Linked DNA regions of Homo sapiens: region 2 is linked to region 1. A link is a loop called in an ENCODE intact Hi-C map of the cell type or tissue named here. Cell type or tissue: endothelial cell of umbilical vein. All regions are shown on one strand. Links, peaks and the distances in the headings refer to the core of each region. The heading gives the core; the rest is flanking DNA.

What was found. Hi-C counts contacts between places; a loop is a spot of excess contacts. Peaks named below come from ENCODE experiments on the same cell type or tissue, not always from the same donor. Only the 100,000 strongest peaks of a DNase experiment are listed, where the experiment ranks them.
Region 2: it touches region 1 in a loop (10-fold over the local background); 2 of 110 quality-filtered maps call a loop at or near these places.

The regions. Positions count from the first base shown.
Region 1 is chr9:87,515,213-87,522,870 of GRCh38, forward strand. The region is part of intron 2 of DAPK1 (death associated protein kinase 1); the gene reads left to right. Among named protein-coding and RNA genes, the nearest start is that of DAPK1, 21 kb to the left of the region's middle. In endothelial cell of umbilical vein, for the core only: no CTCF peak of the experiment used is centred there; a DNase peak (open chromatin) is centred at 3,719; H3K27ac peaks cover 64 bases.
Region 2 is chr9:86,344,913-86,352,570 of GRCh38, forward strand. It overlaps TUT7 (terminal uridylyl transferase 7), which reads right to left. Exons shown (of 27, transcript NM_024617.4): 3 at 1,387-1,568; 4 at 757-873; 5 at 65-242. Among named protein-coding and RNA genes, the nearest start is that of TUT7, 5.7 kb to the right of the region's middle. In endothelial cell of umbilical vein, for the core only: no CTCF peak of the experiment used is centred there; a DNase peak (open chromatin) is centred at 3,729.

The DNA.
Region 1 (7,658 bases), core at 2,024-6,023:
CATGGTTTCTGTTGCAACAACTCAACTCTGTTTTAACTCAAAAGCAGCCACAGACATTATGTGTCCAAAAGGGTGTGGCTGTGTTCTAATAAAAACAGGCAATGGTCTGGATTTACCCTGTGGGCCATGATTTGCTAAGCCCTGCTCTGTTTTATTGATGAATAAACAAAGGCTTAAAGAGATTAAATAATTTAATATGCTGAAATGAGTAAGTGGCAGAACTGAAATTGAGCTCTGAGCCTCTCTGGCTCTGAAGCCCATGAAAACACACATAGATGGTCTTTTGGATGGGGATAGGCTTGTTTTGGGGGCACTGGGGGTCAGTGGTGGGAGCCATGAGGAGGCAGAGGTTGGCTTAGTAGGAAGAACTCAGCTGTCCAATAGCAGAGCAGACTGCAAGTGAGGTCACAAGTGGTGGACACTGCAGTGTTTGCACTAAATACCCACCTGGTGGGGATATTGAGGAAAAGATTGCCGATTTGGGGAGGAAATTGAGCTGATAGCCTCTGAGGATCCCTTCCAACTCTGTGGATCTGTGGTCATCAACAAAGGGGACCACGTGGGTAACAGCTTCCACCAGGGTGCTCTTGAGCAGGAGCTGCGGGGCAAGTAGCTGCCGTTTTCTTCCCATTCTCAGAGTCCATCCTGCTGACCTCTCCTGCCCACTCCTAATGACCCTTTCCTGCAGGTCGGTCTTACCAGCCTCCCCCCATTTCCCTGCAGTGGTCAGCGGGTGCCCTTGCCCCCCTTTCCCTAGCTCCCAGCTCTCACCGCACACTCAGCTGAATCCCCAGGGAGAACACAAAGCAGAGAGTTGTACAGTTATGGGCTTGTATCCCAGTCAGCGCATCCCTGCCTCTGAAGGGATGCAGATGAATGTGGCCTCTTGCTGTTTTATGCCAACTTGGAGTTCACTCTCTGGCTGTACTTGCCGCCCCCCAGCTTCTGCCCTTCTCCTTGGTGTGGAAGCTGGGATTCTGTCTCCAGCATTACTCCAATTTTTCCCTTGTGTCTCTACTGGATTCCAGATCCTCTTGCACACTGCCAGCGTTGCAGCATCCATACTGTTGGGGCTCAAGAGCCAGCCAGGTCATAGCTGTGGTCTAGGCCATATCGGGTTCTCCCAGCGGGCCCGTTCTCCCTGGGGTTAAGTCCAGCCGTGGCAAACACGGAGTTTCTGCCTTGCCTTTCCTACTGAGCAGGCCTCATGAGTCATGAGTCATGGCCCCGCAACTTCCCATTGCTATCTGACCTTGCTTCCCCCTGCTCTGTCCCAAGGGTGATATCCTGCTTGCTGTCTTGGTGATTGTTTCTAAACTGCCTAATAGCTGTGATTTTTTTTTTCAGGCTGATTTCTAATTTTTCTTCAATGTCAGGTAACTCCTTGTTTCTTATTCTCTTAGGCCTCTGGTTTCTGCCTTTCCAGCAGGCTGGATGGTTTAGCATGCTGCGTGTGTGGCCAGGGGCAGCCCACATGGCTTAATTAGCTCTTCAGCCCCCTGGCAGGAGGTGTGAAGAATGCTTCCTACAGTATGTAGGCACCCTGCGATTGGGGCATTTTCCCATGTGCTAGGTTCGGTGGATTGGAGAAGCTTGAAGGGGTGGATTTGGAGGATATTGTGCAAAAGGAAGGTGTGGCAGTCAGGGTGCTGGCAGGGAACTGGGCCCTTCTGATGGTCCGGATGTAGGTTATGGGATGGTCAGGTACGTACTATCTGGCAGCAGAAGGGGAGCCTGTACCATGCCTAGGGCTGCACTGGAGTCATAGAGGGGGGTCACCAGTACATGCCACTTCAGGGAAGAAACATCACAACCTCTCTCTTCCTGCCCCCATAGTCCCACCAGTGCCTCTCATTAGCCAAACCTAACAGGAACCACCTGCAGGGAGCCACCCAGGGTGGTGCAGTGTGTAGGAGAGTGAAGAATGCGATTGGGGGCAGGGGAGGACAGACAGATGGGACAGATGGAGAATAACCAGGAAGGGGCATCCACTTAGTGGGCACCGATAGCAGGCTTGCTACATTACTGCTTTCCTCCGGGGGTGCAGGTGGTCAGTATCTGCAGAACCCATCTGCTGGGCCTCTCTTCTTCTCGGTGGACTGGGTTTATAATCCATTTTCCCTCTGAAGGCATTCCTGAGACTCAAGCAGTGTCCTCCTTTTGCAAACTCCTGGGGTAATTCCTCATTGACACATTCATCCAGCACTGAGACTCCCCACTGTTCTCTCCCCCACCTCTCTCTCTGTGTGCCCATCTTTCCTAGATTGTGAGCCCGTAAAGTGTAATCATTCTTTTGTTCCCCACATCTTGCAAGACCCTTCAGAAACACCTATTGTCTGATGATCATTTCATTAACTGGTCAGAATTACAAAATCCTGAACTGAAGGATTGTAGCCATGGTTCCTGTGAGTTTTAAAGGTAAACTGAGGAATTGCCGAAAAGTTCCTTAAGATGCATAGTGTGTTGTGCACGTTTTCATCCTTGGCATAACCCTGTGAGGTGACAGCCCCATAAAAGTGCAAAGTGGGTCCCAGATCACTCTCTGCTAGCTGGGGTAGAGTAAGCTTCAGATAAAATGGCTGTTTCCTTTCCATCCCATTGATGATTTTCCCCAAATCTATTGGTACTTATTACCATGTTAGCTTGTCCCAGTGTCATATTTTTAGATTTGAAAGCAGAATGGGAAGGTGAGTCTAGTGGGAATAAAATGTGGTTGACCGCATTTCTACTACACAAGAGGAAATGGGCACCAGTGATCATGGGTGCCTGGGTCCCAATCTGCCCCATAGCACGGGTAGTGGGTTTCTGAAAGAAAGCAGCACGCATCTGTCGCTGAACCTGCGTTTTTACAGCACAGTTGTTTGCCCTGGAATATTTGCCGTTTATGTTGTTGTTTTTTTTTTTTTTTTTTTTTTCTGAGATGGAGTCTGGCTCTATCACCCAGGCTGAAGTGCAGTGGCACAATCTTGGCTCACTGCAACCTCCACCTCCCGGGTTCAAGCGATTTTCCTGCCTCAGTCTCCCATGTAGCTGGGATTACAGGCGTGCCCCACCACACCCAGCTAATTTTTTTTTTTTTTTTTTTTTGTATTTTTAGTAGAGATGGAGTTTCGCCATGTTGGCCAGGGTAGTCTTGAACTCCTGACCTCTGGTGATCCACCCACCTCAGCCTCCCAAAGTGCTGGGATTATAGGCGTGAGCCACTGCACCCAGCCATATTTGCCCTTTAAAAGGGAAAACCTAAGGAAACTGATGTTAACCCTTTGCCATCGTCAATCTCATTGATGTCGGCCAGTCAATCCTGTCAAATCTTGCTCTTTTTTTAATGATGCTTGAAAATTGGAGCCTCACAACTGTTTACTAGGTGGGTCTAGGATGGTAATTTCTGGAAATGACTGTAGACTATGCCAAATGTCTTTTTAGCCTGTTATCTGACCATGCCCAGATGGCTTAACTTTTCTCTAGCAGTGTCACTTTTTCCTTATTTCTCTGTATCTGTGGAGTAGCGTAGAACCGTATGTACAAAGGTTTCTGCTGACATATCAGTGTCTACACAGCTATGTGGGTATCCATGTTGGTGCCTGAAGAGTCTGGCCCGCGCCCAGTATTTGGCAGCTGTAAAATGTTAGATGAACTTCCACCCTCAGTAAAATCAGCCACCCCTTCAAAAGAGTCACAGGCATCCATCCAGTAATATCTTTCCAGGAAAAAAAAAAAAAAGATTTACGTGTAGTCAAGAAAAAGTAGAGATCGCAGGAAGCACTGCTCTGAGCAGATTAGAACAGAGGATTTCGCAAGAGGTGCTCCTTGGCCAAGTCGAGTAAGTAACATCGGACTGATAGGAGGAAGAGCAGCTTAGCTTGGGGCCCTGTGCCCAGTCCTGCTTGTTTAGGCCTTTGTCCCTGTCTGCTTTCCTGGGGCTGGGGCTCTGGGCCCGGCCGATGCCCCTGGTCCCAACCCCAGCTTTATCACTGGGTTCAGCAAGGGGCCCTGGAGAGCAGGCAGCAATGGCAGGCACCTCCCGCATGCACCATTACCTTCATTCCTCTTCTCAGGTTTCCACAGTTGCCCCTATAAAAAGACTGCTGTTGGCCCATGCCAAGTACTCTGGAATAGACAGGAGTGGTATTTCCGCCCTCTTGGAGGGTTGGTGTTTACCAGTGTCCCCCTTCGCTGCAACCCAATGGCAATTGTATTGCCCCGGTGCTCCAGGAATCTGAGGATGATTGGTTGATTTCCTATGATTTCTGGGAGAGTAGTTTACCCAAACCTTTTATGAACCAAAGCCATACTCCCTGGGAGTGTCTGGCTGATCATGTCAGAGACATCTGCCTGGTGGATTGGGGCTGTCACGTGACCAGTGGCCCGCTCTGTCTGCTGCCCAGTACTGCCAATTGGGGAGTGTCCTTCTGCCTTTTTCTCTGCCCTATGTCTGGGACACAGGGATGGCAGCCAGGCCCAGGAGCACCCAGCATCCTCCAAGCAATGAGGTAGCACTGCTTCTGACTTTTCCTCAGGATCTGGTCTTTTTCCATGACAATGAGGTGGGGCCCAACCTTCTCGAAAGTGGCATTGTTTCTGCACAGTTGTAACTGCTCTCAGGGGTGTCAGTGAAGTAGGGGTGGGAGGGAAGCCATGGGATGCTGAGAGAATAGGGCCGAGAGGACATACCTGCTCTCCAGCTTGGCCTTTGATCCAGACACTAGGGACGAGGCTGTCACTGTGGGTGCCTTTGTTAGTGTTTGTGTGTTTGAGTAGTCTGAAATGCTGTGACTTTTTTTTGTTGTTGTTAATAAAGATAAGGAAACAAACAGAAAAAAGGAAATTGGAGCTTCCAAAAGGAAGAAGGAAGTCTTAATATAGAATTGACTTCTTCCCAGGTAAGTTTTAATTGCTTCTCATGCTTGTAGAAAGGTGTATCATGTGTTCTAATAGGTTAGGATTTAATTATGGCTTAAAATTAGTTCTATAGGAAGAGCTTGGAGTTGCACCTAGGGAGAAGAAGCAGAGGGTTCCAGAATTGTGTAAACGGATTGATGGAAAAATAGGCTTCTGGTGCTGAGGGTTCAGGAGCCTTGCCAGCATCACAACAAGGTGTGAATTAGCCTCCTCGCACTCTGGGAGGAAGTGGAGGAACTGCTGGGGTGTGAGGCTGTGAAAGGACCTTGGAGAGCCAAGTCCTCCCTGTTCAGACAGGGACAGGCACAGCTGGAGACAGCAGTTTTCAGCTCTGTGGAACTCTTGTTCTCTGGGTTGCACTTCTTCCTGTGATAATAAAGAGGTTGAAGACAGGAAGACAGGTGCTTGAAAGCCGGAAGACAAGGGGAAAGTTGTTTGAAGCAGGTGTTTAAAAATCCGCCACTTTGGGGGGATGAATTAGGATATCGGTAACAATTTTATAGCCTATATGGTTTCTTTTTGACCCTCGAAGATAGGTGGGAAGTGGTTTTCTATACTTCTTTTAAAAACTGGGAAACCAGAGCTTAAAGAAGTTAAGCTTGAGGCAGCAGAGTTCAATGCACTGGTGAATTGAAATGTTTGTGTGTGTATACATACATACCTGTGTGCGTACATACATAGGTATATATACATACTCAGTATAAATATACATGCACATATATCTATACATGTACTGATACAAAGGGTATATAATACAATTTACAACTAATAACAAACTATGTGCACTCTTTATTATAAATTCCATTCAGCCAATGTAGGCTCACAGAATGCTTTTATTGATTTTTACTGTGGCCAACCTATGACTGACAATGGTTTGACAGAGTTGCATTCCAATTCACTAGTTTTTTACCTAGTAAATTTATTACCATTAAATCTAATATGTGATCTACTGTTAGACTATTTCTCACCTTGTACAAATTATGTTCCTTAAGCTGAGCTTCATTTTGGCTTCAGCACTGCTGATTGCAATAGTGCTAGCTATGTTTTAAGCTTTTGGTGTTGTTGCAGGGGTTGAAGCATTGTTGGATTCTGTATCACCTAAGGGTGTCTGTGTTTAGCAACCAGGTCATGAAATTCCTGAAAAATGAACAGTTGTCTCTTGTGAGCCAGCACAGGCAGGCTGGAGCACATCACTAGCTCCATTGTCAAGGTCTGGAAAGGCAGGTGCTTGTCTGTCTTATTCAGTCTTTAGCCCCAGACCCAGGGAGGTGCTGAATGTATGATTAGAGATTCAGTGAATATTGGTGAGATGGATGAATGAGGTTTCAAAGCTGGGACCAGGAGCCAGTCCATGGGACTCCAGTTCTTATCCCATGAGGACAAGGTCCAGGGTGGGCATTGAAGAATCACAGGAAAGGAGGGGCACCAGAGACCGTCTCCACTGTCAGAACTCAGCTGCCATGTCCTGCCTTCCGCTAGGATGTCAGCACTGGGGCACTGTGGTACAAAGAAGAGGAGAAGGATGACATCTCATTTAGTGTACTTTTTTTCCAGCTTTATCCAATCTTTTGGCAATTTTATTCCCCATCATTTAGGAAAGAGAAGACCTTCTTATCTAGCAGTTTGATGACTTATGGTAGTTGCTTTGGTTTGAATATTTATCCCCTCAAAACTCATGTTCAAACTTAATCTCCAGTATGGCAGTGTTGAGAGGTGAGGCTTTTAAGAGGTGATTGGGAAGGCAGAGCCTTCATGAATGGATTAATTCATACGTGGGTTAGTGGATGAAAGGGCTAATGGATTAATGCGTTATCGTGGGAGTGCCACTGGTGGCTTTATAAGAGGAAGAGAGGCCCAAGCATATTTAGTGAGCATTTTCTTGCCCTCTTGCCATGCGATGCCCTCTGCCACGTTTTGATGCAGCAAGAAGATGCTCACCAGGTGCCAGCGCCATGCTCTTAGACTTCCCAGCCTCCAGGACCACGAGCTGAATAAATTGCTTTTATTTATAAATTGCCCATTCTGCAACAGAAAATGGACTAAGACAGTAGTCACCAACAATACTTAACTAGAATGGCCAGTTATGGAGAACAAGAGTTATATTTTTTTTCTCAGACAGGTCCCTTTACATCTTTTAAAATGAAATATGTAATACATTCACACAGTTCGAAAGTCAAAGACAGTATCTTGCCCTCCAGTGACTAGTTCCTTCTAGTGAGTCTTGAGATCATTCCATATATATTCTATGTGTATTTAAGACAATAAACATAAATTTTTTCATGTTTTTACTGAAATCGTAGCATGTTATACACATTGTTCTGCCTTTGGCTTTTTTGTTTTTTCACCTCATAGCATAACTTGAAAATCATTCCATTACTACATAGGAAGACATGCCTTTTTCTTCTCTATGATTTACTGTCATTTATTTAACCCTTTCTGTCTGTGAACTTCTAGGATTCTTTTCTAATTTTTCTATTATAAGCAATTCTGCAATGATTGCTGATGTACAAAATGTTGAAGCTATCTGTAGGTAAATTCCTAGAAGTGGAATTGCTGGATGAAAGAGAACATGCATCTGTCATTCTTGTATGTGTTACCAAGTTACTCTTCATAGACCGTAAGTCAGTTTTCAGCCCAACTACAAGAGAAAGCTGGCTGGCTTCTTTCGCTGTCTCACAGCTGCTTGATTCTTGCTACTTTGATAAGTGTAGTTTCATCAATTTTTAAGTATGAATAAGTGTAAGCATGTTTTCAAGTAT
Region 2 (7,658 bases), core at 1,596-5,595, 1.2 Mb before region 1:
TTGGTAGGAGAAATGAATGAGGTACTTTTAGGTAGTTAAATAGAAAAACAAATCTAGAAAATACCTGGTAACTTGTGTTGGAACACATTTTCCATGATACGTTTAATTTCCAGCCTCTGTTCCAAGTTCTCATTGTGTAAGCCAAATTCCTGTACCACTTTGTCAATGGCAATGCCAACTGCATTTATCTGGGAGGGTGTTGGTGGGGGTAACGTAGTGAGCAACTCTTCCTCTTGCTTCTCCTTTTAAGATCAAATGTTGAGATTAAAAATGACTTACACATAGTTTTGACCTTCTACCACTCATGAAGACAACACCCTATAGAGTTTTCTTTTTCTTAGCCCTCCCTTCTCATTTTAGCTGTGTTAGTTTTCATCCTATCAAACATATACATACTTCCTTATGCACATAATGTGGATCAGTGGTAACAGAGGATAGGTGGGCATAAGGAGAAAGTGTAAGGAAAGAATATTAAAAACAGCACTTACAAACATTGTTTGCTTTAATACTAGTATAAGGACATATACCTGGGTCCTATCAATGACTTCATATAACCTGATGCTGCCCTTAAGGAAATTCACAAGATTAACCAGTAAAATACATCTGACCAGTATTATGTATTTTGGCTCAAATATATTCAATAAATAAAGCAGTAAAGTTATCAATATCATAGCCTTAAGGAGAAGAAAGCCACAAAGATGACAAGTAATAACAACTAACAAGTAAGCAGACTTGTTTGGGTTACATTCAATTTACCTTAATGTTTTTCTTGTGCCTCTTTTCCTTGATATGCTTATGGGCAAATGCAATGGATTCAATTAAAACATCACAGAGTCTGCAGGTGTACTTTGCTGTAGGGTAGTTTCGTGGTCGCTATAATTTGAAGAGATTTATTTAGAGAGAGACATAAGTAAAACCAAACATTCAGATAAACAAAATCAGCCAGGAAATGATTTCCCCTTCAATTTCTTTTCTCTAAAGAGACAGGAGTCTCACTATGTTGCCCTGGCTGGAGTGAACTGGCTATTCACAGATACCATTATAGCATACTACAGCCCCAAACTCCTGAGTTCAAGCAATCCTCCTGCCTCAACCTCACAAGTAACTGGGGCTACAGGCATGCCACTGTGCCTGGCTTCTTCTTCACTTTTAAAATTGCTACTGTTATTGTTCCCTTTATCACTACCCTAACAGTCATTTTAAGTATAATAGCAATGACTCCTAATCCTATTAAATCACACTGGACATCACTTTTAACTTGTAGTGCTTAAATACTGATAACCAAAGTAGGATATCTAATTGATCAGAGCATGCATACTCAATTAACAACAAAATTGAGGCTAAAACCAGGATTCTAACCAACAAATATATATATAAGGATGTTACCCTTTTTAGCCTGTCAATGCAGTCTCTCTTCAGTCTCTCCTCAGCCTGCTGTAAGCCTAGCAGCTCCTTCGTTGAAAGTACAGACTCATCGATCACAGGGCCTTCCAAGTCTCCATCCTGCTCATTTTCCTCATTTCTAGTCTTCCGTGGCTTCCTAGGTCTGGACCTCTGCTTCTTGTTTTCTTAAGGTGGGGGAAAAATATTATTGGCAATATTAAATAATGCCACTCCTGAGTAAAAAGCAGACCTTACATATGTATTAAATCATGTGAGAGAATAAATCACATCTGCATGCAGAGCAGAAGGAAAGGTAGCTGTCCTATGGACAAAATGCTTTAATACTGTATTCAGTGAGCACATCACCTGTAGACATTAAGCCATAGAAATCATCTTTTTGGAAAATTTAAAAGAATTCTACTTCAATCATACAATTTGATTTTTATTATCTCTTCCTGGTATACTGCTGAGCATAGCAAAGCAACAGAAAAATTATACTCTGAAGGCAAGTATATCTATAATTCTATTATATTAAAATATTACAATACATATTGTAAATATATCTTACATATTCTATAATATCTGTAAGTACACCTGTTATTCTCATTAAAACCAGCCACATTTGCTTTCATCTTCTATAAGTGAACAATCTCAATAAGGCAAAATGCAAAATGTACCCCTGGACAACTCAGAAATCAACTATATACTCATCTGGAGTGAAAAATCATCATTTAGTTGCAAATTTAGCCATCAATAACACCTAAGCCGGGTCCCTCCGTTAATATGAAGAAGTCCAAGCCAAAATTTTATTTACTAAGGACAACTATCTCTCATTTTACCTTTACCTTCATTTTAGCTTCTTTGAATGGCCTGTACACTGAGCATATTTCAAAGGAAAAAAACAACTGGCCATTGAAACAAAAGTTTTCTCTAAGTACATTTGTTTATAAACTCTGCTATTAGTTCTATAATCCTTATAATGAATAAAAATCATCCTGTTCCTTTTTAAAACTTATAACTTTTCAACTTGTTAAAGTGATTGTGGGATTAAACCATAAAAAATTGTTTTAGATAGCTTTGATAACTTATATCGAGTTTTAAAAAATGAAACTATTAGTAACACATTAGTGCTTGGAAACATAAACCTACTGAAAAGCCCTACATGAAGTAATTCCTCCATCAAGTTTTCAGAGGAACTCATTACTACTAGTATGGCAATTACAATGAACTGGCAGGCTGAAAAGGAAATATAGGACCTCCAATTTTATAAAAAGCTTGCTGAGAGCGCTAAAGGATAAGCAGCAAGCATTGTGCTAAAACTACCTGAGATGACTATCTCAAAATTCTGCAAACACCTTCCACAATATAAGAAAATTAAAAAATTAAAAAAAATTAAAGTGTTGGAAAAGTAGTTTTAAAAAATCAATCAAAATACACTGAACAAATAAAATACTAAAAGGTAAGTTGTCATTTCAACAGAAAATCAGGCTACCTTGCGCTACCTTAATATTTCCTTTTTAATACTCCCCCGACTCCCAATTAAATTATCATAATCTTTTAAGGCCAGTATTTCTGGTCTGAACAATTTTTTTTTTTCAGATAAGCACTTCTTTTACTTAGAGATGTATCCATTCTCATTTAGTTTGCTTATCATTATAAACATTATCAAAAAAACTGCATCTAACTTCAGTGTTTATTACAGGTTTCTTAGGCAAAAACTCTATAAATTTAAAATAATACTGCAATACCCTTTAGAAAAGCCCCTATTAGTTCACAAGCCAGTAAGTGATAGGGAACCGAATTCCTTTTTTAAACTCTTCCTCTCTTCTGGTCACAAAGGTTTCTCCATATAACCATATTTGCTGTCATTTTCTAGAAAGAGTAACTTCTCTCTTCCTCCAAAGACCTCAATCAACTCCTACTGCTTTTATACAGAAGTGGATGGCTGCAGAAATTCTGTCAGATAATGGCAGCTACCATGATGGTGTATCTTATTATGCAACAGATGTAAAGCACTTTATATGTACTGCCTTATTTAATCCCTACAGCAATCCTGCTAATACTGTCCCCATTGTACAGATGGGGACAATGCGAATCCAAGAGAATAACTTCTCCAAGAACACATGGCTAAATCAAAGTAAAGGGATTGAAAATATAGATTAAAATATGGATGGGGCCAGGTGCAGTGGGTCATGCCTGTAATTCCCAGCACTTTGGGAGGGTAAGGTGGGAGGACTGCTTGAGCTCAGAAGTTCAAGACCAGCCTGGACAACATAGTGAGATGTCATCTCTAGCAAAAATGAAAAAAATCAGCCAGCAAGATGACTCACTCCTGTGGTCCCAGCTACTCAGGAGGCTGAGACGGAAGGACTGCTTAAGCCCAGGAGGTGAGGCTGTGGTGAGTCATGATTGCGCCATTGCACTCCAGCCTGGGTGACAGAGTGAGACTCTGTCTAAAAAACAAACAAACAAAAAAAGGATGAAATCCTGAAATTCAGCCTTCTAACTAACAACATAAAAACTGGAAAGAAATTACTAAAATCCCTTCTTGGAACATACCCATTCACATCTAGAGTGGACTAGCACTGAAAGGCAATATAACCTTCTAAACCTACTTTCACAGGCATGCATGGTAAAAACTGTCAAAATCTCACCGGAGGGACTCTTGGAGGGTAAAGCTAGGTACTGATGAAAAATTCTTGGCCAGGCGTGGCAGCTCATGCCTGTAATCCCAGCATTTTGGGAGGCCGAGGCAGGTGGATCACCTGAGGTCGGGAGTTCGAGACCATCCTGGCCAACATGGTGAAACCCTGTCTCTACTAAAAATACAAAAATTAGCTGGGCGTGGTGGCAGGCACCTGTAATCCCAGCTACTCGGGAGGCTGAGGCAGGAGAATTGCTTGAACTCGGGAGGCAGAGGTTGCAGTGAACCGAGATCATGCCATTGCACTCCAGCCTGGGCGACAAGAGTGAAACTCCATCTCAAAAAAAAAAAAGAAAAAAGAAAAATTCTCATAATTACTTGGAGGAAGACTACCTGGCTTACCTCAGATTTATTGTAATAAGAGTTCTCTATATTCGGCATTCCAAGTTTCCCATATTTTATTTGCATATGGTTCACAAAGGACATGTGTATTTGAGTGGATGCTTTCCAGCTAAGATCATTAATGGCAATGTCCCAAATACATTAAACTGGCAATCTAGGACATTTGAAGGCTAAAGTAGGGGCAGTAATGTAGAGCTGAAAAAAACAGAAGGTAGTACCGTATGTGGGGGGGAAAAAAGCAACTCCACCATAATTTCCATTATATCTTCTCACATTGTTGAATAATACCCTTCCTTATTAAGACACAATTTTGATAAAGAAATTTCGATCTCTTTAATGAGATCCTTTTTAGTTTATACTTTCAGTTGAATCTCTCTAAACTAAATAATGTTATACCGAAGCTTAATGCTTCCTATATGAAGATTTTCAAGGGATAGAAACTGAATAATTCTTTACTTAATAACTGTGAAAGCATATACCTGTATGTCATACAGCAAAAACATGCAAACTTTTGAATTACCTCCAATAAAAAAATAGCAAAATGCATTTCCTATTCAAATACACTTAAAAGCAACTTCTTTAGTTGCTTTTATAAGAATACACATAAAATAAGAAAACATATAAAAGTTTTTGTGGTCAGCCAACAGTTCCTTTTAATGTCTAGTTGCAAATTTTTGATCTATAAACTTTCTTTTTAAAATGCTTTTCAGCCGGGTGCAGTGGCTCACACCTGTAATCCCAACACTTTGGGACGTCAAGGCAGGCAGATCATGAGGTCAGGGTATCGAGACTACCCCTGGCCAACATGCTAAAACCCCAACTCTACTAAAAATACAAAAATTAGCTAGGTGTGGTGGCACGTGCCTGTAGTCCCAGCCACTCAGGAGGCTGAGGCAAGAGAATTGCTTGAACCTGGGAGATGGAGGTTGCAGTGAACCAAGATCGCACCACTGCACTCCAGCCTGGGCTACAGAGCGAGACTCCATCTCAAAAAAGAGAATAATAATAATAAAATGAAATGGTTTTCAAGATCAACTTCTACAAGACTATAGGTAACAAAATTAAATACCCACATCCCACCTGGACAGTAATACAGAAACACTTAAATATACACAATTTTTAATAAAGAAAAACACAAATCAAAAGCCCAGAAATTATCAAGAAATATTCGGCTCCGCCGTCAGGATTTCAGGTCCAGCGAGGCTGAGTTAATGGCCAGAGTAGCAGAGTCCCCAATTTTAGTTCTACTTCCTCATTTACCGCGCTGCATAAACAGGTCTGTGGAAATTTAACCTCTCTGAGCTGCAGCTGCCTGATTTGTAAAACTGTGATTCCATTTTTGATATATTACAACAGAGTACTGCATCAGATAATTCCTCAAGCTATTTCTAGCTTAAAGATTTAAGTTTTATGTCTCCCTACTACTTAACGCCTTTATAACACTTCATTCTGTTTCTGCTACTTGATATTAATATATACTCTTAATTTTCAAATTTAAAAATATCTGAGGGCCAGGCGCGGTAGTTCACGCCTGTAATCCCAGCACTTTGGGAAGCAGAGGCAGGTCGATCACTTGAGGTCAGGAGTTCAAGACCAGCCTGGCCAACAGGGAGAAACCCTATCTCTATTAAAAAACAGAAAAATTAGCTGGGCATGGTGGTGTGCACCTGTAGTCCCAGCTACTTGGGAGGCTGAGACATGAGAACCGCTTGATCCTGGGAGGCAGAGGCCACAGTGAGAGGAGGTCACATCACTGCACCTCCAGCCTGGGTGACACAGTGAGACTGTCTCAAAAAAAAAAAAAAAAAATCAGGCTGAATGTGGTGGCTCACGCCTGTAATCCCAGCACTTTGGGAGGCCAAGGTGGGTGGATCACTGGAGGTTAGGAGTTTGAGACCAGTCAGGCCAACATGGTGAAACCCTGTCTCTATTAAAAATACAAAAATTAGCCTGATGTGGTGGCATGTGCCTGTAGTCCCAGCTACTTTGGGGGATGAGACAGGAGAATCGCTTGAACCCAGGAGGCAGAGGTTGCAGTGAGCCAAGATCGCGCCACTGTACTCCAGCCTGGGTGACAGAGCGAGACTCCGTCTCAAAAAATAAAATAAAATATAAATAAACAGATCTGACAACTAGAAGTATCTGTGAAAAAAGAAAAAAAATCAAGTAGCACATTTCCCCCCATTTAATATTAATAAGTGCTTGAGACTTTCATTTTTATCCTAAGACCTTGTAAAGATAAAAGACGACCTTTTGGCTTTTAAGTATTCTATACGCATGGGACACAAATTCAAACACCTTATAGGTAACCAGTGTATGAACTGGCCACTGTGAGATAACATGAAGAGAAAAGGCATCGGGTGATCTAGAAAGTGTCCATATTCCCTGAATGCATTTAAACTAAAAAAATTTATTTAAAAGTGCTGGCCAGTTTGAAACACATTCTATACAACCACTAAAAAACGCTTTCAGCCACTAAACTTACAAGTCCATGTTTCCAACTGTGATATTGTTTCATTTTTTCCATCCAATTTGTGACTTTATTTCATTTCGGTATATATCTCCCATTAGATAAAAATAACCTTCCTGTTTGCAGAAATCGTTGCCACATGGATAAAATCTACTTTTTACTTTTAGAAAAACATATTATCTCCTTATTATCCCTTTGGGGCAATTAACCAAGCATGTGAGGGCACCGAGAAATTAGTTTTGGTCTTACTGAAACCAAACAGCAAAGCTTGAATCTATTTCTGACTTTCTAAACTTGTTTCTCAACCTGTTTGTCACGATCCCTTTTGAAAAACAAAGATCTCAGATTATCCATCTCGGGACACTGACACTACATCCAAAAGATATATCTCTTGTGGCAGGAGATATACGCAGTGTATACTGTGTTTTTACATCAACAAATAAGTTTTTTTTTTAAAAAAAGCTTTATATTCTGTCATTTATATTATGAACACATTAATTATTCAAATACAAAATTATAATCACAATTTTGAAAACACACAAACCACTGAGCAATTACGATATGGTCCCCTGGAGCATATAGCTACCCTCTTCTGTAAAAAACACGTTACAGAAAACATGTTTACTGACGTAAAGTGAGCCCTGGGGCAAAGTAAACTTTTAAAGGGATCAACATATGAAATGTGTTTTAGCTGCTCAAATATCATGATTACTATCCTTAAAATAATCACACTAAGTGACCATTTCTTAAAACAGAAAC